2 separate regions of the Homo sapiens genome follow, and region 2 is linked to region 1. A link is an interaction called in ENCODE POLR2A ChIA-PET data of the cell type or tissue named here. Cell type or tissue: Panc1. All regions are shown on one strand. Each heading gives the region's core, and the rest is flanking DNA. Links, peaks and the distances in the headings are about the cores only. Region 1 overlaps DHX30 (DExH-box helicase 30). Region 2 overlaps MAP4 (microtubule associated protein 4).

What was found. Peaks named below come from ENCODE experiments on the same cell type or tissue, not always from the same donor. Only the 100,000 strongest peaks of a DNase experiment are listed, where the experiment ranks them.
Region 2: POLR2A ChIA-PET joins it to region 1 with 13 read pairs; 7 of 35 experiments call an interaction of 5 or more read pairs at or near these places.

What each region holds. Positions count from the first base shown.
Region 1 is chr3:47,829,881-47,846,384 of GRCh38, reverse strand. It overlaps DHX30 (DExH-box helicase 30), which reads right to left. Exons shown (of 22, transcript NM_138615.3): 7 at 5,207-5,508; 8 at 4,648-4,768; 9 at 3,130-3,279; 10 at 533-685; 11 at 1-220. Among named protein-coding and RNA genes, the nearest start is that of MIR1226, 11 kb to the left of the region's middle. RefSeq lists enhancers at 4,134-4,640, 7,968-8,786. In Panc1, for the core only: a CTCF peak has its summit at 8,507 (motif pointing left); a DNase peak (open chromatin) is centred at 8,502.
Region 2 is chr3:47,903,387-47,919,890 of GRCh38, reverse strand. MAP4 (microtubule associated protein 4) reads left to right here. Exons shown (of 21, transcript NM_001385682.1): 6 at 1,050-1,172; 7 at 2,717-3,940; 8 at 4,952-5,074; 9 at 7,470-10,853. Among named protein-coding and RNA genes, the nearest start is that of MIR1226, 62 kb to the right of the region's middle. In Panc1, for the core only: no CTCF peak of the experiment used is centred there; a DNase peak (open chromatin) is centred at 8,910.

The sequences.
Region 1 (16,504 bases), core at 5,020-13,019:
GGTCCACAGGTAGCTGGGGGGCCTCCTGCCAGACCGGCCCTCGCCGCCGCCACAGTTCTAGCAGACTCTGGCTGAGACGTACCTCCTCTGCTTCCAACAGGGGCACATAGGGCTTGCCTGTGATAGGGTCACTCAGAGGCCCTGAGTCCTTGCCCAAGGGCAAGATGTCATCACTCTGCAGCCGGAGTTCTGGGGCGATCCATGAACTCTCCACAGGGTACTGGAGGGCAGGGAGGCAAGCAAAACAATGAAAAAGAAATTCCTCATTCACACACAACCAGCCACTCTGCAGGATTCGCCTGGGTCAGATGTTGTGGCCCAACCCGCTGGGCAGAGGATTAATTTAGTCCATGACTGCCCCGGGATCCTTGTGGGCAAGACTGGGCTGTTCAGGCCAGGGGGATCCCAGGCCCCAAACTCAGTGAAGAGAATGGGGAGGTACTACTGCCTGTCGCAGGTGGAGGCCTTCAGTCTGGAGAGATGGAGGCAGACTACAGGGAGCAGGGGTGGTGAGGGATGCAGGGCCTCTTACATGGTTCAGGAAGGTCTCTATCTTGCGGAGGATGGGCTCGGGCACCTGGATGGTGCATGGTCGGCGCTGGGTCTCACCCAGCTCACGCAAAGAGGCCAGGTTATACATGGCGTGTGTAAGCGGTTCGTTGTTCCTGTCCACCAGGCCCAGGCTCTGCAGGGGGACATGCAAGACTCAGTCTATGCTCTGGGGCTCCCCAAAAACCAGCCCAGACAAGCTCAGGAGCTCCAACGCATAAGTTGTGCCAAGTAATCTCTAAGAGATTTTGGATTTTGGCTGACATGGTGATGGAGGGAGAAATTATGAACTAGGAAAATGTTAACTTACCAAAATAAACGTTTTAAAAAATGAACTAAAGTTAATTCAGGCCGGGCGCGGTGGCTCACGCCTGTAATCCCAGCACTTTGGGAGGCCGAGGCAGGCAAATCACCTGAGGTCAGGGGTTCGAGACCAGCCTGGCTAACATGGTGAAACCCCATCTCTACTAAAAATACAAAAATTAGCCAGGTGGGGGGCCGGCACCTATAGTCCCAGCTACTAGGGAGGCTGAGGCACGAGAATCGCCTGAACCCTGGAGACACAGGTTGCAGTGAGCCGAGATCATGACGGTGCACTCCAGCCTGGGCGACAGAGCGAGACTCTGTCTCAAAGAAAATAATAATAAAGTTAATTCAAGAAAAGCTAAACCTGATGTGTCACAGCAGAACAGCCCTACGTCTGGAGAAGGCCCTGAGGAGAAACCACTCACTGTGTGGCTACAGCCCCCCCAACACCACAATAGGCCACTGTCACCTCTGTGAATTCCCAACATGTACCCTCAGACCAGCCAGGCCAGGCCCTCGATGCTAGAACGCACCCCACAGACTCCCTCTTCCTTTGCTGCCTCATCAAAGCCTTCCTCCCCTAATCCTTCCATCCCGCCTCCCAATCCCTACATGGCACCCGACCCATCTGTGACCCCATCATATACAGATGCACGTGGAATTTCCTGTAAATGTCGATTATAATGCAACTTGATCAAACAAGCCACTGGAAGGAAAACACTGTGTCTTACCTCCCTACATACCTAAAGCCACCTCACCAGAGATAAAACATAGCATTCCAATACCTCACGCACATGGGTAAAACTAGTCTTGTGTTCCTGTCACCTCTAATGGCTGGACTCTGCTCACCCTTCGGAGCCCAGATCAAACACTCCCTCCTTAAAGAAGTCTTCCCCCAACAGGGGCCAACCCCCTGCCTCTGGGCGTGCTGGCACCATCAGCTATAAGGACCTAAAGGACAGGAATCTGGTCCTCATACCACAGGAGGTGCCAACACAAGCTCCTTGCTGCAGGAACAGGCTTCTGCCCTCTCCCCAGACTTCATGGGTTTTACCCACCAGCCTCACTGACAAATGGCCCTCCAGCCACTGCAAAGCTTGCTCCTTCCCAGACAGGCCCCTACCATGCCAAGGTGCTTCTGCTCACAGTGCGTGTGCATCAGGCCAAAGCTCAGATGCCTCCAGTTCTACTCAGTCCTTGTTCTGCCCTCGAGTCACAGGTAGCATATCTGTGCCCTCTTTATCTCACCAATTGCCTGTCCCCTCTTCCTCGTCTTTCTCCAGGTTCTTGTTACCTCTCACCATCAGCTGTAACTAAAACATGGTTCCCAGAGCCAACTGTACCCATGAAATGGTGCACCTGACCATTCAGAGTAAAGCAGGCCCATTTCTATCTTGGTCTGCAAACTAAACCTCCACCAACATGGGTTGAGATTACTAACTCCTCAGGCAGTCAGAGACAATCCCAACTCCCTCCCACTACTGTGCCATCAGCTAACTCCACCAGCCCCTTTCAAGAGAACGGCCATGGCCAGGAGCGGTGGCTCACGCCTGCAATCCCAACACTTTAGGAAGTGAAGGTAGAAAGACTGATTGAGCCCAAGATTTTAAGACCAGTCTTCGCAACACAGTGAGACCCTTGTCTCTACAAAAAATGTTTAAAAATAAGCTGGGAGTGGTGGTGCATACCTATGGTCCCAGCTATGCAGGAGGCTGAGGTGAAAGGATCGCTTAAGCCTAGGAGATCGAGGCTGCAGTGAGCCATGATCGTGCCACTATACTCCAGCCTGGGCCACAGAGACCCTGTCTCAAAAAAAAGAGAACTGCCAGCTGTCTGCCACACTGTCTCTACCTTGATCCTGACTGCTTCCTCAATCATCACTGCAGTCACAAGTCACATTATTCATTCTGCCCACAAAACCCGGGTTATCAGGATCATACTGGACACCAGGTCTGCCTCTCAAAACAGGCCCGGCTCCTCCCGGCTTTATACTATTCAGAACAATGAGCAAGTTTCCTCCCGGCCTCACCAGGTTCAGGCCAACAGTGTGGAAAATGCTGGGTCACGGGCAAAGTATCTCCACAGGGCCTCTGGAAAAGCCATGGCAACAGCCACAGGGCCTACAAGCGAGGCCTGCATACCAGCTGTCTTTGTGCCAGGCAAAAGGCCTGCTGTGGTGGTTTCATTTCCTAGAAAATGGGACCCATTTGCCACTGGCAGAGGGGAGCTTCAAGACATTCTCATGCACCACACCCAGGACCTTCCTGGACTCACCTTCAGTTTCTTGCAGGCCAAGGCTGCCGCCTTATTCTCAGCCTCTGCTTTGCGGCGCCCTTTGGCAACAAAGGTCATGGGGCAGGGCCAGAGCAGGGTGAGTGTAGACAGCTTGGTCTTGGTGCCCACAGTATGGAACTGCATGAGGTTCTACATGGAAGGCAAGAGAGATGGTTACAGAAATGTAGGGAATGGGAAGAGACTTGGGGCATTCTCAGAATGCCAAGGAGCCCAGAGACAGAATGAGCCACCATCTCAGCAGGTGCCAGGCGTGAGCCATGCTAGAGGTGCTGCTGCATAGCCAGGAGCAGGCCCATGGGCTCAGGCACCCTAGTCCCAGGCTCGCTTCTCCTGCTATACCTCGACTTCCACTGCAGAAGACAGTGCTTGGGCAATGCCATCACCTGCCCTCCTAGCCCACTGTCATCTCGGCAACATCGTGGCAGCTGTGGGTTGAAGCTGTCAGCATGAGCTAAAAACCAGGCACATCCTGCGGGAGCAAAAAGACCCTGCACCTGGACAGAAGCTCTGCTTAACTGTTGTACTTAGGCGAGTTAAGGAAACGCCACACTTTGAGACGAATTAAGAGTCCTTTATTAAGCCGGCGGCCAAAGAGACAGCTAATGCTCAAAATTCTTTCGGCCACGAGGAAGGGGCTCGATTAACTTTTATACTTAGGTTTAGGAAGGGGAGGGGGACTTAAATGTAATAATTCTACAGAAGTAAAAACATGCAAGAATCAAAAGAATCAAAATGGTTACAGAGTGATAAACAACTTAAAAGACAAATGGTTACAAGAAGAGCAACAGTACCAGGTGCAAGATTCTAAATCTTTCATTATAATTAGATATAGGGTCTACGCCAGACACGAACTCAAGGTTTTATGTTGTTATCTCTTGGAGAAAATTCCTGGGAACTTCATATATTGTTGGTGTTCGTACCTTATCAGTTAATTAGGCTCCTTTGAAATGCTGAGGATCTGTTTACCCAGGCCAACTCCTTACGAAAGGGGGTTGGGTGAGGAGCCCTTAGTGTCTTGTAAATTAAGGGGTCAATTGGGGTTTGTACGGCTTTCTTAGCTAGAGAGAGTCTTATTTTACATGAGAAGCAAGGCTAGGTGATTAAAGAGACAAGCAGGACAAAATTCAAAGCAACGAGTTAAAGTAAAAACAAGGTTAGGCATTTCATGACCAAAGCCCCTTCGCCTGGCAGCAAGAGAGAAATTCATACCTCACCAAGACCCACACCTCTAACCCTTCCCCACTGACAATCCACCGCCCAGAAGAGGTATGGGTCTTCTGCTCTTGCGGCCCCCAAGCCCACTCCCTGTGCTGCTGAGGCTTGACCTCCATTCCATCACACCTGCTGCTTTTCCTCCCAAGCAGGAGTTCCTCCACCTGGCCTAGGTTTGGGCTGGAGGAACACACCCCCTCAGCCCTCTCTAAACCTGCCTTTAGGGAACACCAGACATGACCAAGTAAACGGCCCCCACACAAACTTCTAGGAGACCCAACTCACCTTAGCTGTGGAGGATGACGTTGCAATCTGAATCACCTTGGCCAGAAGGTTCTTGGGAAGTGGAAACTGGGTCAGAGCCCTAATGGCACTGTCGTCATCTGTCATCTCAAAGGAACTCCCCCTGGGAGGACCAAAAGTTTAACTGAAAGAATTCTCTCTTCCTGGACCAATTTCCCTGAGGCTCTGCGATGTAGGGGTGAGGACGCTGCGCTGCAGCAGGGAGCCAGAAGGGCAGAAGGCATGAAATGGATGGGAAACCGGGCGTCTCTGCTCCTCCCACAGCCACACTGCATGGGGACTGCTCCCTCCATTCCCTCACACAGATAAGATAGCAGAGAGCAGGGGCTCCATGCTGCTGTTCTGCAAAAGCCCAGCCACATAGAAGACCACAGCTGGCTGTCCCCCAAGAATGGGCAGACACACACTGAGTGATGGGGCACACAGGCTGAAATGTGAGGCAGGGGCGCTCCCATCTCAGAGAAAGCTAGCAGAGAACATTCGCCCATCCCCGTGTCAAGGCACAGCCAGCCTCTGCTGCATCCCCATCCTCCATCTGTACCTTGAGTCCCTGAGTGGAGCGTGGGAATCCTGCTGGGTCATGGACAAGAAGTCGGTAACATCTATGGTCCCTTCTTCTAGCTCTTCCTCCTCGTCCTCCTCTTCTTCCCGGCCTAAAGAGCGGGATAGGCCCCCAGGTCCCCCTGGTCGAATACTCTCTGGATTCAGCTGCCGCCAGGAAGTAGGGGGCATGGTGGGTTCCGGACGCCACCAGCTGTCGGCAGGGGAGCCAAAGCGATCAGCTAGCACTCGGTATTTGGCTGCGTCAAACAACTCATTCCGGGGACCTAGCAGACCCCAACCCTGGAGGGGAAAAGGGACGTTTTAAGGATTGATACCATCTTTACACCTCAGTCGGCCTGGTCCGTGTCCAGCTACACCGTTAAGTTGTGTTGTGCAGCCGTGGTTTTTCATCTGTTTACCCACTTCAGCCCCTAGTCCAGAACTGGGCATGGAACTCTCAAAGATGCCTAGCTTTGATGCAAACAAATAACCCCACATGGCAATGGGTGAGCAGAAGATACTGTTTGTTTTTTGTTTTTTTGACACAGGGTCTCGCTCTGTCACCCAGACTGGAGTGCAGTGGCACAATCACGGCTCACTACAACCTCTGCCTCCTGGGCTCAGGTGACCCTCCCACCTCAACTTCCAAAGTAACTGGGACTAAAGGCATGCACCACAACGCCCAGCGAATTTTTGTAGCAACAGGGCTTCACCATGTTGCCCAGGATGGTCTTGAACTCCTGGACCCAACAGATCCGCCCGCCTTGGCCTCCCAAAGTGCTAGGATTACAGACATGAGCCACCGCACCAAGCCCAAGAAGATACATTCACATAATGATCTAGGAAGCTTCAGTAAATACAGCAATTAAAAAGTACGTAGGGCCGGGTGCGGTGGCTCACACCTGTAATCCCAGCACTTTGGGAGGCCGAGACGGGCGGATCATGACGTCAGGAGATCGAGACCATCCTGGCCAACACGGTGAAACCCTGTCTCTACTAAAAATACAAAAAAATTAGCCAGGCGTGGTGGCGAGTGCCTGTAGTCCCAGCTACTTGGGAGGCTGAGGCAGGAGAATGGCGTGAACCTGGGAGGCGGAGCTTGCAGTGAGCCAAGATCATGGCACTGCACTCCAACCTGGGCGACAGAGCAAGATTCCGTCTCAAAAAAAAAAAGAAAAGAAAAGAAAAAAAAATACGTAGCCAGACGGGCACAGTGGCTCACACCTGTAATCCCAGAACTCTGGGAGGCCCAGGCAGGTGGACTACTCGAGGTCAGGAGTTGGAGACCAGCCTGGCCAACATGGCGAAACCCCATCCTCCTAAAAATACAAAAATTAGCCGGGCGTGGTGGTGGGCACCTGTAATCTCAGCTACTCAGGGGGCTGAGACAGGAGAATCGCTTGAACCTGGGAGGCAGTGGTTGCAGTGAGCTGAGATGGGGCTGCTGCACTCCAGCCTGGGCAATAGAGACTCCACAAAAAAACAAACAAACAAACAAACAAAAAAACCTATGTAGCCCACACCATGAAACGGATACAACTTCTGTTATAAGAAGTTATATATAAGAATATAAGAATCCTGAAGGCTGGGCACGGTGGCTCACGCATGTAATCCCAGCACTTTGGGAGGCCGAGGTGGGCGGATCACCTGAGGTCAGGAGTTTGAGACCAGCCTGACCAATATGGAGAAACCCCGTCTCTACTAAAAACACAAAATCAGCTGGGCATGGTGGTGCATGCCTGTAATTCCAGCTACTTGGGAGGCTGAGGCAGGAGAATCACTTGAACCTGGGAGGCAGAGGTTGCGGTGAGCTGAGATCGCACCATTGCACTCCAGCCTGGGTAACAAGAGCAAACCTCCGGCGAAACTCCGTCTCAAAAAAAAAAAAAAAAAAAAGAGAATATAAGAATCCTATGTTAGGAATACATTCTAGAGAAATAACTTGAAATGTTAAAGCTATTTATACAAAAATATGATTTTAAATGTGTTATAGCTTCATGCTTTTCTACAGAAAATATAAATTAAACATTGCCTAAGTCTCTAGCATGTACGCAGCAACATGTTGGCCACCTAAGCATCATCAGGAGAGACAAGACCTGGTCCTTGCCCTCAAGCAGTTCGGAATATAAGAGGCAGTTAGCCAGGGGTGGTGGTATGTGCCTGTAGTCCCAGAGACTTGGGAGGCTGAGGCAAGAGGATCACTTGAGGCCTACAGATCGAGGCTGCAGTGAGCCATGATCACACCACTGAACTCCAGCCTGGGTGACAGAGCAAGACCCTATCTCCAAAAACAAACAAACAAACAAACAAGGAATCTAAGCAGCAGAAGAGAAATGCAGATGGCCAGGGTCTAAGGAACAAAGACGTGGGTGAGATGAGTGAGCAGCTGGGAGAACAGGAGCAACTGCAAAGAAAGCACAGGTTGCAGGAGCTGCCACTGGGAGTGGTAAAGGCGACAAAGTCTGCGGGACAGCAAGAACAAGGCCTGTCAGGTGAACATCAGGGCCATGTGACAGCAGACAGCACGGGCCACGGGCCAGGAACCTCTCTACAGTGAGCTTTCAATCCCACCCAACTCATGACAAGCTGGAGAGTGACCATGGCCTGCCTTCATAAAACTTTCTCCTTGGGTTTTTGAGATAATTAAATTTAATTTTAAAAATTCTATTCACAACAGTAACAAAAACCATCACCTACCTAAGGTGAACTAAGGTGGGTCAGAAAGGTATGGACTAAGCACACAACTTGGCAAAAGGATGTAAATCCATGGAGATATATGTTCCTGGATGATAGAACTTTTATGTGTGAGGAGACAAAAACCTCTTAAATTAATCCATAAATTGAACACAATTCCAATCAAAGTCTGCAGAGGCTTCTTATTAAGCATTTGACAAACCAATTCTAAAGTCTGTCTATTAAGAATAGACGCGTGAAAACCGCAGGATTATGGGACAGACGATGGGGCCAAGGTATGCCACACACACATTCGCGAACCCTTGGGGCAGGGCCCGATCCAAGGCTCAGCTGCCACACTTTTGCGTCACCGCCTCCCTTCTGACAAGAATGCCTCTGGTTCCACAGAGCAGCAATACAAGCATCCCTCCTTGGCCTGGCTTCCCCAGCAGGACAGCACCGTTCTCCCCCTGCCTTTGCAACCACTCTTTCACTAGACCAGAGGATCTCGTCCCCACAGGCTCACTGCTGGTCCTGGCCATGCTCCCACACCGGTCCTGAGCTGTACCAACATCCACCAGCCACTGTTCTTGCCATAACCTAGGCGCCAACCCATTGCTCGTCCACAGCTCCCCCTGCTGGCGCATGCTGCCCCTCCAACCCATTCTCCCTCCCACCTCCTCAACTGTCCAGGAGCTGTCCGTGCAACTTCTCTAATACCTTTTTGTTGTTGTTCCTTTTTAGAGACAGAGTCTCACTCTGTCACCCAGGCTGGAGTGCAATGGCATCATCTCGGCTCACTGCAACCTCTGCCTGCCAGGTTCAAGCGATTCTCCTGCCTCAGCTTCCTGTGTAGCTGGGATTACAGGCGTACGCCACCAGGCCCGGCTAATTTTTGTATTTTTAGTAGAGATGGGGTTTCACCATGTCGGCCAGGCTGCTCTCGAGCTCCTGACCTTGTGATCCACCCGCCTCAGCCTCCCAAAGTGCTAGGATTACAGGCCCTCATGCCTGGCCCTCTAATACCGTTGAAGAAACCTCCTCCACAGCTGCCGCTGGTATTCTCTTCCATCCAGTGTCCCTGTCTCTGGTCTTGCCAAAAACTACTGCTGTCAGTGATTTTCCCTAAAAGCAAACTTGGCTGTGTCATTCTATCAATTACCACTAGTCAGAAGCCCTGGCAGCCACAGGATCAAATCATTCTGCCCCTGTGACAGTGAAGGCCCTGGAGTTCTAGCTCCTCCCTGCCCGTCTACCGCATGGCCCAGCAGGCAGACCCACATTCATTCTCATTCCCCATAGCCACGCATATTCACCCGGGCTCTAAGCCACATTGGCCTGAGTCTGGAGTGCCTTGCTCCAGCCCTCGGCCCTGGCAAGGACCATTCTTCAAGAATAAGCCTCTTCTATTTAGGAGGCTGGGGTGCATTTATGTCCTCCCGTGGACACCTTCTTCTTGGCTGTGGCTGCTGACTCAGTCCCCTTTGTGCTGCCAGCACGTCTCACCAAGCCTATGGGCAATGCAGAAAAAGACATCTGATTTGGGGGGAAAGGGAAACGCTGAAGAACTGGGAGTACAGCTATTAGAGAATAAAAGGCTGAGTTCTAGAATAAAAAACAACTCCTATAACCACAACAAGATCTCATCTCACACCCATTAGGATCGCTATGATCAAAAAAACAAAAACAACTAGGCTGGGCACGGTGGCTCACACCTGTAATCCCAGCACTTTGGGAGGCAGGCAGATCGCGAGGTCAGGAGTTCAAGACCAGTCTGGCCAATATGGTGAAACCCTGTCTCTACTAAAAATACAAAACTTAGCTGGGCGTGGTGGTGCGCACCTGTAGTCCCAGCTACTCGGGAGGCTGAGGCAGGAGAATCGCTTAAACCCAGGACGTGAACGTTGCAGTGAGCCGAGATTGCGCCACTGCACTCTAGCCTGGGCAACAGAGCAAGACACCATCTCAAAACAAAACAAAACAAAACAAAACTATACACATAGATGGGGAAGAGAAAAAGAGATGGAGAAAAATGTGATAATGACCTGCTTCAGACAGGCTGGGATGGCCGGGCACAGTAGCTCATGTCTGTAATCCCAACACTTTGGGAGGCGGAGGCAGAGGCAGGCGGATCACCTAAGGTCAGGAGACTTTGAGACCAGCCTGGCCAACATGGTGGAACCTCATCTCTACTAGAAATACAAAAATTGGCCAGGCGTGGTGGCAGGCACCTGTAATCCCAGCTATGAGGGAGGCTGAGGCAGGAGAATCACTTAAATCCAGGAGGCAGACAGAGGTTACAGTGAGCCAAGATCACGCCATTGCACCATTGCACTCTAGCCTGGGCGAAAGAGAAAGACTCCATCTCAAAAAACAAAAGTCTGAGTTTAAAGTGCCTTCAAACATCCAGCCAGCCAGTCAGCCAGGCAGAGAAGGATTTCTCAGCTTCAGCATAATTGCTATTTTGAGCAGGGTAATTCTTTGCTATAGGGGGCTGTCCTGTGTACTGTAAGCTGGGAAGAAGCATTCCTGGCCTTGATCTTACAGCTGCCAGTAGCACTCCTCCACCTGTGTCCAACGAAAATCCCTACAGACATTGCCAAATGGCCCCTGGCCACTCTCAGCACTTTTTTTCAACATAGTACTAAAAGTACTAGAAAGTGCAGGCAGACAAGAAAAAAAGGCATCCAAACTGGAAAGAAAGAAGTAAAATTATCCCTGCTTACAAATGACATATCTTATATATAGAAAACCCAAAAGAGAGCCAGGCACAGTGGCTCATGCCTATAATCCCAGAACTTTGGGAGGCTGAGGCGGGTGGACCACCTGAGGTCAGGAGTTTGAGACCAGCCTAGCCAACATGGTGAAACCCCATCTCTACTAAAAGTACAAAAAAATTGGCCGGGCGCAGTGGCTTACACCTGTAATCCCAGAACTTTGGGAGGCTGAGGCGGGTGGACCACCTGAGGTCAGGAGTTCGAGACCAGCCTAGCCAACATGGTGAAACCCCATCTGTACTAAAAGTACAAAAAAATTGGCCGGGCACAGTGGCTCACACCTGTAATCCCAGCACTATGGGAAGCCGAGGCAGGCAGATCACCTGAGGTCAGGAGTTCGAGACCAGCCTGACCAACATGGAGAAACCCCATCTCTAGTAAAAATACAAAATTCCAGGCGTGGTGGCACATGCCTGTAATCCCAGCTACTCGGGAGGCTGAGACAGAACTGCTTGAACCCAGGAGACGGAGGTTGCAGTGAGTTGAGATTGCGCCACTGCACTCCAGCCTGGGCAATAAGAGCGAACCTCCATGTCAAAAAAAAAAAAAAAAAAAATTAGCCAGGCATGATGGCACATGCCTGTAATCCCAGGCACTCGGGAGGCTGAGGCAGGAGAATTGCTTGAACCCAGGAGGCAGAGGCTGCAGTAAGCCGAGATCGCGCTGCTGCACTCTAGCCTGGGCAACAGAGCAAGACTCCATCTCAAAAAATAAAAAATAAAATAAAAAATAAAGAAGTTCCTCAAAAAATTAAAAATAAAACTACCATATGGTCCAGCAATATCTGCTCTGGGTATATACCCAAAGGGAATGAAATCATCAGCTCATAGGGATGTCTGCACTCCCATGTTAACTGCAGCATTATTCACAACAGTCAAGATACGGAAACAACCTAAGCATCTGTCAAAGGATGAATGGTACATATACACAACAGGATATTATTCAGCCTTTAAAGAAGAGGAGATCTGGCCAGGTGCAGTGGCTCATGCCTGTAATCCCAGCACTTTGGGAGGCTGAGACAGGTGGATTGCTTGAGCTCAGGAGTTCAAGACCAGTCTGGGCAACACTGGAAGACCCCATCTCTACAAAATTAGCCAGGTGTGGTGGCGCACACCTGCAGTCTCAGTTACTCCAGAGGTTGAGGTGGGAGGATCTCTTGAGCCCTGGAGGTGGAGTCTGCAGTGAGCCATGATCGCACCACTGCATTCCAGCCTAGGCCACAGAGCAAGACCCTGTCTCAAAATAAATAAATAAAAGTAAAAACATGGATAAACCTGGAAGACATTATGCTAAGTAAACCAGACACAAAGAAAATACCACATGGGCCAGGAGTAGTGGCTCACACCTGTAATCCCAGCACTTCAAGAGGCCAAGGCGGGCAGATCACTTCAGGTCAGGAGTTCAAGACCAGCCTGGCCACCATGGCGAAACCCCATCTCTACAAAAAATACAAAAATTAGCTGGGTGTGGTGGCACATGCCCGTAGTCCCAGCTACTCGGGAGGCTGAGACATGAGAATTGCTTGGACCTAGGAGGCGGAGGTTGCAGTGAGCCAAGATCACGCCACTGCACTCTAGCCTGGGCAACAGGCCGAGACTTGGTCTCAAAAACAAAACAAAATGAAAATACCACATGATCTCATATGTGGAATCTAAAATAAGCTGAATACACAGAAACAGAGTAGACCTGGTAGTTACCAGGGGCAGGAAGAAAAGAGAAATGGGGAGATGTAGGTCCAAGGATGTAAAGTTACATATATATAAGAAGAGTAAGTCTAAAGATCTAATGTACACCATAAGGACTATAATTAATAATACTGTATTATAAACTGGAAATTTGCTAAGAGAATACATTTTTTTTCTTTTTTGGAGATGGAGTTTTGCTCTTGTTGCTCAGGCTGAAGTGCAGTGGCGTGATCTCAGCTCACTGCAACCTCTGCATCCTGGGTTCAACCGATTCTCCTGCCTCAGCCTCCCGAGTAGCTGGGACTACAGGCATGCACCACTATGCCCGGCTAATTTTTGTATTTCTAGTAGCGACAGGGTTTCACCATGTTGGCCAAGCTGGTCTCGAACTCCTGACCTCGTGATCCGCCAGCCTCAGACTCCCAAAGTGCTGAGATTACAGGCATGAGCCAGCGCCCAAGAGTACATTTTAGGTGCTCTTTCTTTTTTTTTTTTTTTTTTTTTGAGAGAGAGAGAGAGTCCTGCTTTGCTGCCCAGGCTGGAGGTCAGTGGTATGATCTCGGCTCACTGCAACCTCTGCCTCCCAGGTTCAAGCAATCCTCCCACCTCAGCCTCCCAAGTAGCTGGGACTACAGGCAAACACCACCATGCCCTGCTAATTTTTGTATTTTTTATAAAATACAAAAAAGGCTTTTCGCCCTGTTGCCCAGGCTTGTCTCAAACTCGTGGACTCAAGTGATCCGCCTACTTCAGCCTCTCAAATTGCTGGAATTACAGGCATGAGCCACCATACCCAGCCTTAGGTGCTCTTACCACAAAAAAAGATAACTATTTGAGGTGATGGATATGTTAATTTGCTTGAATATAGTATTCATTTCATTCTGTGTTTATGAAAGTGTATGTGAATATGAAACACCATACTGTACACATTAAATAAAGACAATAAAAAAATAATTATGCCAGGAGCCGTGACTCACACCTATAATCCCAGCACTTTGGGAGGCTAAGGTGGGAGGATAACTGGAGCCCAGAAGTTCAAGACCAGCCTAGACAACATAGCGGGACACCATCTCTACAGGAAAAAAAAAAAAAAAAAAAAAAGAGGCCAGGCACAGTGGATCACACCTGTAATCCCAGCACTTTGGGAGGCCAAGGCAGGCAGACTGCTTGAGCTTAGGAGTTTGAGACCAGCCTGGCCAACATGGCAAAACCCTGTCTCTACCAAAAATATAAAAACATTAGCTGAGCATGGTGGCACACACCTGTAGTCCCAGCTACTTGGGAGGCTGAGGTGGGAGGATCACTTGAGCCCGGGAGCCAGAGGTTGCAGTGAGCTGAGACTGCGCCACTGTACTCCAGCCTGGACAACAGAGTGAGATCCTGTCTCAAAAAGAAAAAGAAAAAAAAAAAAAAAGAATTAGATGTTCCGTGAGGAACAAAATCATCCATGGTTGAGAATCACTGAGGTAGACCTACCCTATGGGAGATGGATATTTTCGAGACATTAAACACAGAGAGAATGGTTGAACCTGTAAGAGACAAGATTCCCCAGGGAGGAAAGAAAATTAGCTGGGCATGGTTGTGTGTGCCTGTAATCCCAGCTACCTGGAAGCTGAGGCAGGAGCTCTGGAGTTCAAGACCTGCCTAGACAACATAGCTAGACCCCATCTCAATCAATCAATCAATCAAGATGTTTTAGAGGGTGGAAGAGGAAAAGGTACTTGAGAGTGACCTAGAGAGAAAAGAGAAGCAGAGGTCTTCCAGTGGCTGAGGACGAAATGCATGGCAGTGCCAAGGCTACAGAGCACTGTGGGGATACAGAGGTACACAGAGGCCAGGCAGTCAGCGCACATCTGTAATCCCAGCACTTTGGGAGGCCGAGGCAGAAGGATCGCTTCAGCCCAGGAATTAGAGACCAGCCTGGGCAACAGAGTAAGACCCTGTCTCTATTAAAAAAAAAAAAAAGATATTAACTGGCTCTCAAGTTAATATAAAATGGATCATTTTATCAGCCCCTCCAGATATAACCATTCATTAAGAATAGTTCAAGATTCAACAATAAGGAAAATGCCAAGACGATGGGAGAGAGGAATAAAAAAAAAAAAAAAAAAGAAAAAGGAAAAGGCCTTCAGAGAGAAAACTAAATACCTAAAGTGTGCAACAAGGAAAAGTATTTAGAGTGGTCCACTAAAGCCTTTTTTTTCTGTTTTAAATTGAGTAAAATACACATAGGCTGGGTGCAGTGGCTCATGCCTGTCATCCTAGCACTTTGGGAGGCTGAGGCGGGAGGATGGCTTGAACCCAGGAGTTCAAAACCAGCCTCAGCAATATAGTAAGACCCCATCTCTATTTAAAAAAAAAAAAAAAAAGTAACTAGAGGGCATGAACGAAGATGGCCAAGTCAGCAGAGTGGAGAAAATACAAGCACAGAGAGCTGTTTGCAGTGGATCAGAGCCAAGGGAAAAAATCAGAGCACTGAATATTTTTGAGGCCTATAGAAAAGAACCAGAAGAGGAAGAATCTGAAAATTAAACAAAAGGGCAAGAGAGGAGATGCAGAAGAGACACAGAAAAGGGCACTGTTACAGTCTGGGTATCTGCCCCCTCCACATCTCATGCCAAAATGTGATCCCCAATGACAAAGGTGGGCCTGGTGGGAGGTGTTTGGGTCATGGGGGCAGATCTCTCATGAATGGCTTGATGCCCTCCCCACAGTAATGACTGAGTTCTTGCCCTGTTAGTTCACACAGGAGCTAGTTGTTTCAATGACTCTAGCTTCTCTCTTGCTGTGGGACACACCAGCTCCCCTTCCCTTCCACCATGACTTCCTGAGGCCTCACCAGAAGTCAAGCAGATGCTGGCACCAGGCTTCTTGTACAGTTTGCAGAACTGTGAGACAAATAAACCTCTTTTTTTTTTTTTTAATACATTACCCAGTCTCATGTATTCCTTTATAGCAATGGACTATTACAGGAACAGAGAAAAGAGATGGGTACTATGGGGGCCCAGAATAGCAACAGGGCCTCTTCAAGTGCAGGAAAGAGAAAGGAACAGTAAAATCCTGGAGACCATGAGTAGAAGAGAAGCTGAGGGAATACGCATCCTGTGGCTTTTTCTTGTCAGAGCAGAGATGAAGACTTAGCAACCTGGCCGGGTGCGGTGGTTCACACCTGTAATCCCAGCACTTTGCGAGGCTGAGGTGGGAGGACTGCTTGAGACCAGGAGTTTGGGACCAGCCTGGGCAACATGGAAAAACCCCATCTCTACAAAAAATACAAAAACATTAGCCAGGCATGGTGGCGAGGCCTGCAGTCCCAGCTACTGGGGAGGCTGAGGTGGGAGGATGGCTTGAGCCTGGGAGGTCGAGATTGCAGTGAGCCATGATCATGCCACTGCACTCCAGTCTGGGCAACAGAGCAAGACCCTGTCTCAGAAAAATTAGAGCTAGGCACGGTGCCGCATGTTTGTAAACCCAGCACTTTGGGAGGTGGAGGCAGGAGGACTGTTTGAGGCCAGGAGTTAGAGACCAGCCTGAGCAACATAGTGAGACCTCGTCTCTACTAAAAATGAAAAAATTTATTATTATTTTTTTTTTGTGACGGAGTCTCATCCTGAGGCCCAGGCTGGAGCGCAATGGTGTGATCTCGACTCACTGCAACCTCCGCCTCCCAGGTTCAAATGATTCTCCTGCCTCAGCCTCCCGAGTAGCTGGGATTACAGGTGCCTGCCACCACACCCACCTAATTTTTGTATTTTTAGTACAGACAAGGTTTCACCATGTTGGTCAGGCTGGTCTCAAGCTCCTGACCTCGTGATCTGCCCACCTCGGCCTCCCAAAGTGCTGGGAATACAGGCGTGAGCCACCGTGCCTGGCCTAAAAATGAAAATATTTTTAAAAATTAAAAAAAAAGTTGGCCAGGCATGGTGGCTCATGCCTGTAATCCCAGCACTTTGGGAGGCCGAGGTAGGCAGATCACAAAGTCAGGAGATTGAGACCATCCTGGCTAACAAGTTGAAACCCCATCTCTACTAAAAATACAAAAATTAGTCGGGCATGGTGGCGGGCACCTGTAGTCCCAGCTACTTGGGAGGCTGAGGCAGGAGAATGGCATGAACCCGGGAGGCAGAGCTTGCAGTGAGCTGAGATCTCGCCAGCCCAGGC
Region 2 (16,504 bases), core at 5,549-13,548, 73 kb before region 1:
TTGTCTTCTAATGTTGGAAAGGGAGGTGTTAATCTCATTTTGCAGATGAAGAAATTAAGACTCGCAGTTTTTTACTATAGTATATTATGTTGGTTGTGGTGTTGGAACTAGAGTTCAATCATTAATATTTTGAATCTTTATATTACCCTTTATATATTATATAGAAAGTAGCCAGTGAATGTTGATTAATGGCACTACTGGGATATACTATACCACCTACTAACAACTAGCTAAAACCTGAAGAATGTCAGCAGTGTTTCCTTTAAAACTTGTTTGCGTTGTCGGCCGGGCGCGGTGTCTCACACCTGTAATCCCAGCACGTTGGGAGGCCAAGGCGGGTGGATCATGAGGTCAGGAGTTCGAGACCAATCTGGCCAACATAGTGACACCCCATCTCTATTAAAAATACAAAAAAATTAGCCAGGTGTGGTGGTGTGTGCTTGTAGTCCCAGCTACTTGAGAGGCTGAGGCAGGAGAATGGCGTGAACCTGGGAGGCAGAGATTGCAGCGAGCCGAGATCGTGCCATTGCACTCCAGCCCAGGCGACAGTGCGAGACTCTGTCTCAAAAAAAGAAAAAAAACTTTTTTTGCATTGTTTTTTATTAGTCTGTGTCTTCCTGGCAATATATGCAGCTGATTTTAAATATCAAATACCTCTTAGGCCGGGCGCGGTGGTTCACGCCTGTAATCCCAGCACTTTGGGAGGCCGAGGCGGTTGGATCAAGAGGTCAGGAGATCGAGACTATCCGGGCTAACATGGTGAAACCCCGCCTCTACTAAAAATACAAAAAATTAGCCGGGAGCTGTGGCAGGCGCCTGTAGTCCCAGCTACTCGGGAGACTGAGGCAGGAGAATGGCGTGAACCCGGGAAGCGGAGCTTGCAGTGAGCCGAGATCACGCCACTTCACTCTGTCTGCGTGGGCAACAGAGCGAAACTCTGTCTCAAAAAAAAAACAAACAAAACAAAACAAAACAAAAATATATCAAATACCTTTTGTTTCCAATGTTTACTAAGTTTCAAAATGTATTTGTTTGTGTTTCAATATTAGGTATGTCTCCCTGCAACACAGCTGTTGTACCTCAGGGGTGGTCTGTGGAAGCCTTAAACTCTCCACACTCAGAGTCCTTTGTTTCCCCAGAGGCTGTTGCAGAACCTCCTCAGCCAACGGCAGGTAAACTATTAGAGACTCCCTTTATCAGTTAATGGTTGCAGTATTGGTAATCAATATAAATCATCAGGTGTATTTTTTAGCAGCTTACAGCAGGTATAAAAATTTCAGAACAATCACAAATGTTTTGCTTATATTAGTGATATCACCACTGGAGGAATTAAATTGTTGAACTATAACACTTAGGGTTAACGGGCACATAAATACTTTTTTTAAATTTTTTAACATATATATATTTTTTTCATCACATTTTCATTGTATTAGGTATCAGAATTTTTTTTTTTAATTCAGTACAGATTTACGGCCTGGTGTGGTGGCTCACACTTATAATCCCAGCACTTTGGGAAGCTGAGGCAGGCAGATCACTTGAGGTCAGGAGTTCCAGACCAGCCCAGCCAACATGGTGAAACCCCATTTCTACAAAAAATACAAAAATTGGTCTAGGCACGGTGGCTCACGCCTGTAATCCCAACACTTTGGGAGGCCAAGGCGGGCAGATCACCTGAGGTCAGGAGTTCGAGACCAGCCTGGCCAACATGGTGAAACCCCGTCTCTACTAAAAATACAAAAAATTAGCTGGGCGTGGTGGCAGGTGCCTGTAATCCCAGCTACTAGGGAGGCTGAGGCAGGAGAATCACTTGAAACCGGAAGGCAGAGGTTGCTGTCAGCCGAGATTGCGCCACTGCACTCCAGCCTGGGTGAAAGAGCTAAATAAATAAATAAATAAGCTCAGCGTGGTGGCGTGTACCTATAATCCCAGCTACTAGGGAGGCTGAGACAGGAGAATTGCTTGAACCCGGGAGCCGAGATCATGCTACTGCACTCCAGCTTGGGCAACAGCGTGAGACCGTGTCTCAAAAAACAAAAACAAAAATTCAGTACAGATTTAGAACTCTGGAGTTTTTCTTGATAGGAAGCATGACTGACCTGCTGTCCCACAGATTATCTTTCTAATACTAATTCTGTGCCCGTGTTATTTTTGAAGCCTATGTTTTCTCTCTTCTTTGCCATTTCTCCTCCACTACTTGTCCTCCCAGTATTTTACATCTTATTCTTCCAAGTGTTGAGACTGTCAAAGAGTAGGCAGAATATGTTACTTGACATTAGCTTCTTCTTCTTTTTTTTTTTTTTTTTTTGAGACGGACTCTTGCCCTGTCCCCCAGGCTGGAGTGCAATGCCGTGATCTCGGTTCATTGCAAACTCCGCCTCCTGGGTTCTAGCAATTCTCCTGCTTCAGCCTCCCAAGTAGCTGGGATTACAGGCGCCTGCCACTGCATGGCTAATTTCTGTATTTTTAGTAGAGACAGGGTTTCACCATGTTTGTCAGGCTGGTCTCGAACTCCTGACCTCAGATGATCCATCCGCCTCGGCCTCCCAAAGTTCTGGGATTACAGGCGTGAGCCACTGTGCCCGGCCTAACATTAATTCTTAGTTATGTGTACAGTCTTATGGTCACAAAAGCCAAATACTCTCATGCCTGAAGAAAGTAAGCATTTTTAATGCAAAGGTATGAGTAGACAATGATGTGTCCTAAATTTCCAATTTAGTTCCCTTAGAGCTAGCCAAGGAGATAGAAATGGCATCAGAAGAGAGGCCACCAGCACAAGCATTGGAAATAATGATGGGACTGAAGACTACTGACATGGCACCATCTAAAGAAACAGAGATGGCCCTCGCCAAGGACATGGCACTAGCTACAAAAACCGAGGTGGCATTGGCTAAAGATATGGAATCACCCACCAAATTAGATGTGACACTGGCCAAGGACATGCAGCCATCCATGGAATCAGATATGGCCCTAGTCAAGGACATGGAACTACCCACAGAAAAAGAAGTGGCCCTGGTTAAGGATGTCAGATGGCCCACAGAAACAGATGTATCTTCAGCCAAGAATGTGGTACTGCCCACAGAAACAGAGGTAGCCCCAGCCAAGGATGTGACACTGTTGAAAGAAACAGAGAGGGCATCTCCTATAAAAATGGACTTAGCCCCTTCCAAGGACATGGGACCACCCAAAGAAAACAAGAAAGAAACAGAGAGGGCATCTCCTATAAAAATGGACTTGGCTCCTTCCAAGGACATGGGACCACCCAAAGAAAACAAGATAGTCCCAGCCAAGGATTTGGTATTACTCTCAGAAATAGAGGTGGCACAGGCTAATGACATTATATCATCCACAGAAATATCCTCTGCTGAGAAGGTGGCTTTGTCCTCAGAAACAGAGGTAGCCCTGGCCAGGGACATGACACTGCCCCCGGAAACCAACGTGATCTTGACCAAGGATAAAGCACTACCTTTAGAAGCAGAGGTGGCCCCAGTCAAGGACATGGCTCAACTCCCAGAAACAGAAATAGCCCCGGCCAAGGATGTGGCTCCGTCCACAGTAAAAGAAGTGGGCTTGTTGAAGGACATGTCTCCACTATCAGAAACAGAAATGGCTCTGGGCAAGGATGTGACTCCACCTCCAGAAACAGAAGTAGTTCTCATCAAGAACGTATGTCTGCCTCCAGAAATGGAGGTGGCCCTGACTGAGGATCAGGTCCCAGCCCTCAAAACAGAAGCACCCCTGGCTAAGGATGGGGTTCTGACCCTGGCCAACAATGTGACTCCAGCCAAAGATGTTCCACCACTCTCAGAAACAGAGGCAACACCAGTTCCAATTAAAGACATGGAAATTGCACAAACACAAAAAGGAATAAGTGAGGATTCCCATTTAGAATCTCTGCAGGATGTGGGGCAGTCAGCTGCACCTACTTTCATGATTTCACCAGGTACGTGCTTGTGCTTATTCTCAGTATTTCTCTCTACCAGGTTGTAGTCTCGAGAAGACTAAGGACAAACATCATGCCAGGTAAAGTACAGACAGTCACACTGTACTTTGCAAGTTTATTCATACTCCTGCTCTCCTAGACAACTCTTTCCCGCCTTTACCCTCCTCCCACCTCCAACACCTTTTCTATGTTCATTCTCTGCTGATTGTCCTGTTTTTCTTGCAGATAAGTCAAGCAATAAAATAGAACATCGACAAACTTCTATTCCATTATCTACCCAACTACTTGTATCTGTATCCATGGTCTCTGCTTATGAAAGTTCCCGTTTTTATAAGTAAACTGTTCCTGCTCCTAATTAAGACCAACCTCTCCTCATTTTGCCCTAGATTCCATCTCCTCTTTCCTACTCGATATATTGCCCCATGTATTCTTCCCTTTTTTGCCCCTCATACCAATTTAAATCTTTTTTCATTGGATCATTCCCACCCATTTAACAAACGTTTGTTATTTTTCCCATCTTAAAAAACGAAACATTGACCGGGCATGGTGGCTCACACCTGTAATCCCAGCACTTTGGGCGGCCGAGGTGGGCGGATCACCTGAGGTCGGGAATTCAAGACTAGCCTGACCAACATGGAGAAACCCCGTCTCCACTAAAAATACAAAATTAGCCGGGCATGGTGGCGCATGCCTGTAATCCCAGCTACTCGGGAGGCTGAGGCAGGAGAATCACTTGAACCTGGGAGACGGAGGTTGTGGTGAGCCGAGATCGCACCATTGCACTCCAGCCTGAGCAACAAAGAGTGAAAAACTCCATCTCAAAAAAAAAAAAAAAAGTAACATAACTAGACATACCTTCCCAACTTCAGCTTCCAACTACCACTTCACTCCTTTGCTGCCCCTTGTAGGAGAACTCCTCAGAAACTAATCCCATATCCAATTTCTGGCAGATGGAAAATAGCTGAAATCATGCTTCTCTGAAACGTGTGTGGCTTTTGTTATTACCTTTAGAAACCGTCACAGGAACGGGGAAAAAGTGCAGCTTGCCGGCCGAGGAGGATTCTGTGTTAGAAAAACTAGGGGAAAGGAAACCATGCAACAGTCAACCTTCTGAGCTTTCTTCAGAGACCTCAGGTAAGTTAGGAAAACAAAATGAACTCTTTGAAACAAATTAGGGGCGATAGAGTAGTGATGGTAGACATTGTCTCTAGTTCCCTGTTGTATGGTGGTAATCAGCAGTATAGTTTATGAAGTCAATTCTCTTAGACAGATTTTATCTGGTTTAGACAGAATGTCAGCTTGTTATATCTTTAAAAATTACTACTACAGCAAATCAGGATACCTAATTTTTTTTTTCTCCACTGTTTTTTTTGTTGTTGTTGTCGTTGTTTTTTTTTTTTTGAGACAGAGTCTCACTCTGTCGCCCAGGCTGGCGTGCAATGGCGTGATCTTGGCTCACTGCATCCTCCACCTACTGGGTTCAAGCGATTCTCCTGCCTCAGCCTCCTGAGTAGCTGGGATTACAGGCGCCTGCCACCATGCCCGGCTAATTTTTAGTAGAGATGAGGTTTCACCATGTTGGCCAGGCTGGTCTCAAACTCCTGACCTCTGGTGATCTGCCCACCTCAGCCTCCCAAAGTGTTGGGATTACAGGCGTGAGCGACCGTGCCTGGCCTTCTCCACTGTTTTCATAGTGAAGAAAGGACACCCAAATTTTGATCTGGTTCAGCTATTCACTATTCTATCCTGTGTGGTCTTAAGCAAGTTACATAACTTGCCTATATCTCAGTTTACTTAGCTATAATATAAATTAATTGGTCAAATGTTCTCTAAAGTCTTACTAGTTACAGTGTTCCATGGCCCAACAGCATCTACATTACCTGAGAGGCTGGTAGAAATGCAGAATCTTGGGCTCTACCTTAGGCCTTTGTAATTATTATCTGCATTTTAATTAGATCCCCAGATAATTCTAATTTTCATTAAACTTTGAGAGGTACTGCTCTAAGATACTTTCCAATTTAAAGTTTGATTATTCAGTGAATTTGAAGATTACCTGTTTTTAATAACCCAGAAGCATATGTATATGATTATCAACTTGATTTTCTGTTTACTTTTCTGTGACTATGATTGGAATGTGGACATCCTGACATATGGGACATAAGGGCCCATGACTTATTTCACTTAGAATCTCTAATGCTTTGCACACTACCTAGCACAAGACTAGAGCTTAAATAAATGTGTGATTTTTTTTTTAAATGTTGTTTTACTGACTCAACAAATCAGTAAAGATTTATCAAGTGCTTATGGTATACAAAATACACCATGTTAAGGCATATAGATATTTAAGTCCCCGTCCTTGCCCCCTGAATTATTATATTATAACCTGAATGAAGAGATAAGTTCTCAGGCATGAACTCTGAAACCCAAGATTTACATAATAATTGAATAAAATAGTATAAAAGATGGCACTGAATAGCTGCTGATTAATTGCTGAATTAAATGTTATAAATACTGGGGGATACTATAGCCTAGCAATTTTTTGAGCGATGCAATAATTAACCTGAGATATTAAACAAAGGCTAGGATTTAGAGGATATTGGAGGGGTAAGGACAAGAATGAAATCCACTATTTACATATTATAATATTCTTGGAAATCAATTTATTGGGTCAGACTTGACAGGAGCTGGCATATACCTGCTCTTAATGAGACTCTTGCCAGGATCTTGGATCCATATTATATTAACTGGGAGGAAGGTTAGACCAGATCACCTGCTGAAACTCTTCCAAAGGTACTCATCTTAATTGTTAAAATTAATTATCCTACTTAACATTATATATATTTCTCTGTCTTTTGGGAAGTACATTTAGGAGCAGAATGTTGAAATTTAACATATTTGTCTTTCAAAGTAGGATGCTCTGGTTCTGGAATCATGAGAATTTTTCTCTGACCAAAATGTGGATTCAGTATATTTTGTGTGTGTGCGTGAAGTGACTTAAGTCTGGCCTTCTGATCTAGTTCCCAGAATCTGTCTGGTTTGTTTGACAAGTATTAGTTTAATATTGGTGACCTAGTCTTAGAATTATAAATTTTGTCCAAAATCATGTATATTTAACTGAAGCAATTAATAAATTTCACCAAAAAGAGGCAAGCACTAAGAATGACCAATATAAATCAGATGAGATTTACAGGCAGTAAGTGCTTATTTTTAGAGGTTAAAAGATGTGAAATGTTTCATTTTTAAAAGTTCAATCCTGCTACTTCTGAAATTTCAAATATTTTATAAATGTTTGAAAACAATCTTTACCTGAGATGATGATCTGTTAAATATTTTTGCTAGCGCCAGTTAAAAGTGAGAAATGTTTTAGAAAAGACTGTTTTCCTGAGCAAATTACAGTAAGTACTATATGTATTAGTGAAAATAGCCTCCTTAAATTAGTCATTTATATGGTCTGGTTTTTTTGTTTGTTTGTTTGTTTTTTGTTGTTTTTAAGAAACAATAACGAGGAGTTTTTTGTTTGGAATTTTAGCCAACTTCATGTATTGCGGTACCCCTCCCACACAAGCCAAACAAGTTTGCAGACCCAGTGACCGCAGGTCAACCCGGCCCAAGCCTGCCAGGGTCCCTCCTGAGCTGCTGGGAGGCTCTCCTCCATGGAAGACTCTTGATCACAGGCTGGGCCACTGCTCTTTGTCTGAGTCAGGTTGGGTCTCTGGTTCATCCTCCTGTGGTGGGCCTGGGAACCAAAGAAAAAGTATTCATGTTGACTCACTTGAACCCCAGAGGGATCTTGGCAGGGAGGCCTGGGATATAGAAAGCACACCAATAATGATGAAGAAAAAGAAGAAGAAACCAAAGCAAAAGAGATATTCTCAACCACGGGCTGGAGGACCTTCGGATGATGACAATGCAGATAAGCCTAAAGGTCATCCATTTGCAGCTGACACACAAAAATCAGGTGTTCTCCCCAGCCAGCCTACCACTATGGGTACAGAATATGGACTTGTATCTGGAGAAAACTTGAAAAGGGAATGTTTAGTTAACTCCAGTGCAGCCAGACTGGTAGCTGAGAACTTTGTCTCAGAGAGTCTCAGAATTCCTTTATATCCTTCTGAAGAAGCCCCCAAAACTGCAATAAGTTCTCAGTCTAAGCTGAGAGTAGAGGAAGAGAGCAAAAGTAACAAGTCAGTACTACAAAACCAAGACAAGAAATTGCTGAAGCAACATGAATACAAACCACAGCCTGCACCCCACCTGAAGACTCCTGTAGATAAAAGCCAGTCAGTAGGCCCTCTCAATCTGAAAGGACCCCTAGCAGAAGTTTCTGCATACAATGTAGAAACCCCTTTGGATATCAGACTTAAAGAGGGTTGCTCTCCTTTCTTGGACCAAGAGGTTATGGGTGTAGTTTCAAAACCCACAGCAGCAAAAGAAATACCAAATTTGGTACCCACTTTGATAGCAAGTAATCCATTAGAATGTAATCTAAAAGAAGGGAATAATGAAAGTAAAATGACTAAACTGCAGAATGTCAAACTGAAGGAGTTTCCTGAAGGAGCTGAAGAGGATAAAGAACTAAAAAAGGAAGCTTTTCCCAACGAAAGACAAGAGATCAGCATCTTTACTTCTGAGCAGCTGCAGGGCCAAGTGTTGGTACAGGTCCCTGGGGTAGAGAATGAACCATTTAAGAGAATGGCAGGTGATGGCAAAAGCAGGAAGGGAAGGGGAAGTTCTGGGAAAATGAGAACAGATTCTGGGAAGGTAAAAGCAAAATCTGAGCTGCCATTTCTTCTGGACAGCCAGAAGGACGGAAGGGCTGTTCTCATACCGAGTGAGCCAGTCTCTAAAACTGAAGGAATGACTACTCAGGATAAGAGTGAGGAGCTGGGGCTGAATTCTTCAAAGCAACCAGGCACTAAGGCTGATCTCACGGAGGCAGTGGTGATGGGGGAGCCTAAAGAGATGACTCAGCCTAAGGTGGCAGGCACCATGCAGGCATTGATTCCTTTGGAAAGTGGATCAGGCATGACTCAGACTTCTGGTGTTAGCACAGAAACAGGAGATGTAGTCAAAGATATGGGTGTCAATAACCAGAGCAAGGAAGGAAGGTGTCCATGGAAGGATCATGAGGCAGCTCCCTGGATTTCTGAAAAGCCTAAAAAGAGAGGCAATGAAGGCAAAAGCAAAAAGTTTAAAAATAATTATTCCACACAGCCTGCTAGAATGGAGAGGAAGGAAGAAATCCTTAACCCACCTTTTGAAGGGAAGGATGGAGATACTGGTAGTATTCCCCATAAAAGCAAGGAAATAGGATTTACTTTCCCCAAAATGCATGATTCTTCGTTCTCACATACACCAGATACACCCACAGTGGAAGCAGTTGACAGGAAGGGTGGAAATTTTCAGGTTAATTTTGTTGAGCTTGGGACTCTTGGGGAAAACAAGATAAGCACAGTCAAGGCTTCTACTGTTACTGAACCACCTGCCAAGGTGACAGATGTGAGCTGCCAAGAGCAAATCCAGGGGGCAGGATTTGTTCCTTCAGTAGTATCTGAGGAGAATAAGACAGATGCAGCCAATAGATACACTGCAGTGGCTGACAAACCAAGTAAAAGGAGTAATGATGGAAAAAGTAAAAAGGTTAAAAATAGTTCTCCTGAGAAGCACATTCTGGAGAATAAGATAGATGCAACAAAAATACATGTTCCCATGGAAACCACAGGGGACCAGGGAATTGAAGGAATGGCCTATATGGACGAAAATAGAAATATTACATTTACCTGTCCCAGAACACCATCAGAGCTGATAAATAAATCATCTCCTCTAGAGGTTCTGGAATCAGCAGCCTGTGAAAAACTGCCCACTCCTACTCCTCAAGTAGTAAAGGAAGGTGATTCCTTTCCAGATACCTTGGCAAAAAATGGGCAAGAGATAGCCCCAGCCCAGATTTCCAAATCATTAATGGTAGATAACTACACCAAAGATGGAGTCCCAGGTCAAGAAAGACCCAAGGGTCCCTCTGCTGTTGTGCCCTCTACAAGCACAGGAGGAGTTGCTCTACCTATTACAACAGCCATAGAAACAGTTAACATTCATGGAGATCACTCTCTTAAGAATAAAGCTGAGCTTGCTGATTCCATGAAAAATGAAGCAGGGATCGATGAAGGGCATGTGATAGGAGAATCTGAGTCAGTGCACAGTGGTGCGTCTAAGCATTCAGTAGAGAAAGTCACAGAGCTAGCAAAAGGTCACCTCCTTCCTGGAGTGCCAGTAGAAGACCAGAGCCTACCAGGAGAGGCCAGAGCCCTAGAAGGATATGCAGATAGAGGTAATTTCCCAGCACATCCAGTGAATGAAGAGAAAGAGACTAAAGAAGGGTCTGTTGCAGTTCAGATTCCTGACTTACTGGAAGACAAAGCACAAAAGCTCAGTTTTTGTGAGGACCAAAATGCTCAAGATAGAAATTCCAAAGGTTCAGATAGTTTGAATAAGAAGGTAGATCTGACTCTTTTGTCTCCAAAAAGTGAAAATGATAAATTGAAAGAAATTAGTCTGGCTTGTAAAATCACGGAATTGGAAAGCGTTTCCTTGCCAACACCAGAAATCCAGTCAGATTTCTTACATAGCAAAGTCGAAGCTCCTCCTTCAGAGGTGGCGGATACGTTAGTAATAATGACTGCTTCCAAGGGTGTTCGACTCCCAGAACCCAAAGATAAGATTTTGGAGACACCTCAGAAAATGACAGAAAAATCTGAATCAAAGACACCAGGAGAAGGGAAAAAGGAAGATAAAAGCAGAATGGCAGAACCAATGAAAGGCTACATGAGACCCACCAAGTCCCGAGGACTTACTCCACTTTTGCCAAAGTCTACAATCCAGGAACAAGAGAGACATAAGCAACTGAAGTCCGCTGGTATGAACCTGCCATGGGGAAATGTGTGTGCTTGTGGCTTTTGAGTCAGCATCAGAAAGGCAAAGAGCTTGTGTCTTGGCTCCATCCAGACTCTAATCATCCTTGTTAATCATTGGTTTGTTGGCATGAAACCTATAACTGCTACGGTGTGTTTTCTGCAGCCAATGTGTTCCTTGTGTCCTGCTTGAGGAGGCTGGTAACTTGGTTGCATGCCTTTTTTACCCAGCACTGAACGTTGAATTTTAGGGGAAGTTGAATTTTCAATGAATTGTCTAACAAAAGACCTATCATCATCCATTTCTTAATTTTTTTAAAATTGTGCCTCCTATGTATCAAGTTTACAGCTAAATTTTAATCATTACTTGGTATAAGGATTCACAGGAGGAAAGAAAATATTTCATGTCTAGCTATGTGCATGAGATTTTTTTCAATTTATATGTAGCTTGTGCTGGTGGGACTAAATATCCAAACTGCTTTTAGGTTAAATGAAATCAGTCCACCTCCTTATGAGGAAATGGTGGCCTCAAACCAGCATTGGTAGGCACCGATTTATTTGTGTTTCTAGTAATGGGAAATGATCTCTCAATGATACAGATACATTTTTTGACCAGTTTGTTGCTTATATCCATTGCCCCACAGTTCCATGTGGGTTTGAGTTTTGGGCATAGTCTGTGTCCATCAAACATAGTCCATAAAACTTGCCCATGTTGTGTTCCTCATAATTTTACTCTTTTTTGGCTCTATTCAGTCAAGTAATTGGAATGAGATTAAGAAGATGATTCCTTTAAGATTTAGAAATGGTAGCCCCGTTTCCCCCCACCCCCAATTCCCCAAAAAAGTATACATTTAATCGTGGCTTCCCTGAATCTAGCTTTCAAAAAATGTTCCCTTGTCTTTGAGATTTTTCACAGCCTACAAGTGACACTATTTCTTAATCACTGTTTCCCAGCTTGCATGATGTAGCTACTAACTCCAGAATTTAAAAAAAACACCAATTGGTTTTAGTAGCCAGTCAGGCTTTTAGAGAGGTTTCATCATGGGATTGTGTTCTGCATGGTATGGACTTGTTCTTTTGGGTAAAGCTTGTCTATGCATGAGTATGTACCCACTAAGGAATACTGCTGTGTGAGTAAAGAATGCTAAAGGTTGTTATTTGCATAAGACATTCTCATCTTCTCTGTTTTTATCTTCTATTAGCTACCCTATTACCAAGGCAGAAAATGAAATAGTATGTAGAGGGCTTTCCAGCATTCATTGAGATTTCCAGTGTTCTATCCAGTTCTTTCGTTTTGGTTTCTAGACCCATTCTTTAGTTTCAGCAGTGATCTAAAAGTTAACATGTAATTTCTGTGAAATCCCAGCCATCTCTTTTTGCTCAGTATTTCCAAAGAAATGCAGAAAGAGGATTTGTTTTTCTTGAGGAAGCAAGACCAGTACTGCAGAACTTTTGGGGCCCTGCCTGGGTCAGGTCAGGCTCAGAGACTGTGTTAGCAGTGGCCTTACAGAGTGGGTATGGGAAGGATAATGGGTTTGGGACAAAATTTATTGTTTCTTCTATAAATTCTACCACACCTTTCCCCTAAGGACAATGTATACCTTTTTAATAGTTAAAAAAAAATTTTTAAACTAATTGTCGAATAGGTTAATACATTCACATGGTACAAAGGAGTATACAGTAAAACGTAAGTTGGCCTCCCTCCATTAACCGCCTTCCAGCTTTCCCTCTCCAGAGCAACCAGTGTTCACAATAGCTTATATATCCTTCCAGACAATTTATGTATAATAAGTAATAACATATATATTTCCTGATTTCATATAAATGAGACGTATACATACATACTGATGTGTGCTATTCTTTTTAAACTTAATTTTTAAAGAGATCTTTTAAGACTCAGTATAAAGAAGCCAGGCGCAGTGGCTCACACCTATAATCCCAGCACTTTGGGAGGCCGAGGCAGGCGGATCACCTGAGGTCAGGAGTTCGAGACCAGCCTCACCAACGTGGAGAAACCCCATCTCTACTAAAAATACAAAACTAGCTGGGTGTGGTGGTGCATGCCTGTAATCCCAGCTACTTGGGAGGATGAGGCAGGAGAATCACTTGAATCTGGGAGGTGGAGGTTGCAGTGAGCCGAGATCGCGCCACTGCACCCCAGCCTGGGCCACAAGAGGGAAACTCCATTTCAAAAAAAAAAAAGAATCAGTATAAAGAAAGAGGCCTCTTTTTTTTGTTTTTTTTTTTAATCTTTTTTCCTGGTACATGTCTCTAGATATGACTCATTCTTTTTTGATAGCTGTATACTATTTCATTACATAGGTATATACTAATGTATTATAGTACTTTTTTTTTTTTTGAGACAGAGTTTTGCTCTCATTGCCCACGAAGGAGTGCAATGGCATGATCTCAGTTCACCGCAACCTCTGCCTCCTGGGTTCAAGTGATTCTCCTGCCTCAGCCTCCCGAGTAGCTGGGATTACAGGCATGCACCACCACGCCCAGCTAATTTTGTATTTTTAATAGAGACGGGGTTTCTCCATGTTGGTCAGGCTGATCTCAAACTCCCAACCTCAGGTGATCTGTCTGCCTCAGCCTCCCCAAAGTGTTGGAATTACAGGTGTTGAGCCACCGTGCCTGGCCAGTACTTCTTTACTGATGCACATTTAGGTGTTTCCCAACTTTTTTTCATTAGAAATATGGTACATAAACTATCTTTGTATCTATAGGATGTCATCTTCATGTGTGTGCGTCTGTGTAATAAAAAGGGGCTCCGGAGTAAGAATCTCTGGTTTGAAGAATATGTATTCATAATTTTGATGGGTGTTCCATATTGCTCTCTGTAGGCCTACAGAGATGTCCCTTGTAGAGAAAGGTACATCTCTACTCCCACCCTCAACATAGACAAATACCTGTTTCCCTGCCTTTCTCTACTAGTGTGATTTTTTTTTTTTTTTTGGTTATGTGTACTGATCTAATCGGTGAAAAATTATTTCATGGCATAGATTTTGTGTGTGTGCTGTTTTTTGTTTGTTTTTTTTGTTTTTTGAGATGGAGTTTCACTCTTGTTGCCCAGGCTGGAGTGCAATGGCACGATCTTGGCTCACTGCAACCTCCACCTCCCAGGTTCAAGCGATTCTCCTACCTCAGCCTCCCTAGTAGCTAGGATTATAGGTGCCTACCACCACGCTCAGCTAATTTTTTGTATTTTTAGTAGAGCTGGGTTTCACTATGTTGGCCAGGCTGGTCTTGAACTCCTGACCTTAGGCGATCCACTTGCCTCAGCCTCCCAAAGTGCTGGGATTACAGGCATGAGCTACCATGCCTGGCTGTGTTTTATTTTTTTTTTAGTGACTTCTTCATGTATTAACAAGTTTATAAAAGCCAATCCATGCTCTGAAATTATGAAAATATTTTCTTTTCTCTTCTATTAATATTTTTCATTTTAAATTGTTGGCCAATCTAGAATTTGCTTGTTTGTGGGGTTTTTTTTTTTTGTTGTTGTTGTTGTTTTGGTATGTTTTGTTTATAAGGTTGTGAGGCAGGGTTACTTGGTCATCCCACCATCATGTTTATAATCGATCTCCCACTGAACTGCCACCTTTGTCATACCCTAAATTTCTGCATGTATTTGGTCTATTTCTGGACTTTCTTTCCTGATCCATTGATCTTTCCACCAGGCTTCCTAATATATTTTAATATCTAATAGGGCTAGCCCAACCCCTTGCCCTATTATTCTTTTTCAGAGTTGTCCTATTCTTATTTTTTAGTTTTGTAGAAGAAAAATTAATCCACTCAATATTTTTCTTGAAGTCACTGTTTCTAGCTTATCGTAGGGAGAGTTTATGTCTTGCATATCGAGTTTTTCTGTCGAACAGCATAATGTGTTCACATGTTTTGTTAGTCCATCACTGGTGTTTATCTTTGTTCCTCACTTTGAATCATTCATGTTAACTGCCCTGCCCCCATATTGCTACCAATTCTCACATATCTTGTTCTCATTCGTCTTGTGGTCAAATGGTGTCACCCATGGTTTCCATTGTTTGGACAGTAAAGATATTACAAATGGTGTTGGCTGGGCACAGTGGCTCACACCTGTAGTCCCAGCACTTTGGGAGGCTGAGGTAGGCAAATCACTTGAGGCCAGGAGTTCAAGACCAGCCTGGCCAACATGGTGAAACCCCATCTCTACTAAAAATACAAAAAGTAGCCACGCATGATGTTGCATGCCTGTAATTCCACCTACTCAGGAGACTGAGGCAGGAGAATCGCTCTCTTGAACCCAAGAGGCAGAGGTTCCAGTAAGCCAAGATCACAACACTGCCCTCCAGCCTGGGCGATAGAGTGAGTGAGACTCCATCCCCCGCCCCGCCCCTCTCTAGCCCCCCCGCCCAAAAAAAAAAAAGATATTATTAGTGGTGTTAGTAAAAATAATAGTACCTCTAACTAATCCGGGTGTTAATAATAATAGCACTGGCCAGGCGCAGCAGATCACCTGAGGTCAGGAGTTCGAGACCAGCCTGGCCAACATGGTGAAACCCCATCTCTACTAAAAATACAAAAATTAGCTGGGTATGACAGCGCACGCCTGTAATCCCAGCTACTCAGGAGGCTCAGGAGAATTTCTTGAACCTAGGAGGCAGAGGTTGCAGTGAGCCAAGATCGCACCACTGCACTCCAGCCTGGGAGACAGAGTGAGACTCCATCTCAAAAAATAATAATAATAATAATAGCACCTACCACCTATTGAGTTGATTTTATTTGCCTGGTTATCTGGAAATAGGTAAATAGATCATACACACACACATAAAATAACACTATTAAAGATTATCTCCATTTTTCAGGTGAGAAAATGGAGGCTGTCAAGGTCACATAGCTGGTGAAGTGCCAGGGTTAGAATTTGAATCCAAGTCTTTATGTTTCTAAGATCCATGCTTTTCTTAGACTTGCTTCAGAAGCTTCCGGAAGTTTCAGGTACTTAAAAAGAAAAAGATGAAGGTTGACAATTAGTAAACATAAAATAGACTTTTTTTAGTATCTAGGCACTAATTAAACACTTTTCTACTTGGAGAAATAAAGATACATCATGAAAATATAAACTGTGAATTAGAGGTTAATTTAGGATTAGAATCTAGGTCTTTTGACTCTGTCTAGCATTTTATTGTCCAGAGAGTCTGTGTTTGATTTATTTACATGTACTTTTTAACACCCAGCCTAGAGCTTTATATATACATGATGCCTAATGACATTTTTTGAATTATAAGTGAATTATCTTTTTGCTGATCTTACCCTGTTTAGAAGTAGGGAAAGTGAATATATTGCCAAAGTCTCTTCCAGCTTACTGTTTGCTCTACTGTTATTTTTTCATGCTGCTGTCAAATTTAGGGAAACTTTAACAGAAGGTTTCTTTGCATACTATGCATGTTCTTCCAGGCAGGGAAGATTAATGCAATACGTCAGGAAGTCTAAGCTCAACTTTTCAGAAAAGGACTTTTTTTTTTTTTTTTTTTGAGACGGAGTCTCGCTCTTTCGCCAAGGCGAGAGTGCAGTGGCGCGATCTCGGCTCACTGCACGCTCTGCCTCCCAGGTTCACGCCGTTCTCCTGCCTCAGCCTCCCGAGTAGCTGGGACTACAGGCGCCCACCACTATGCCTGGC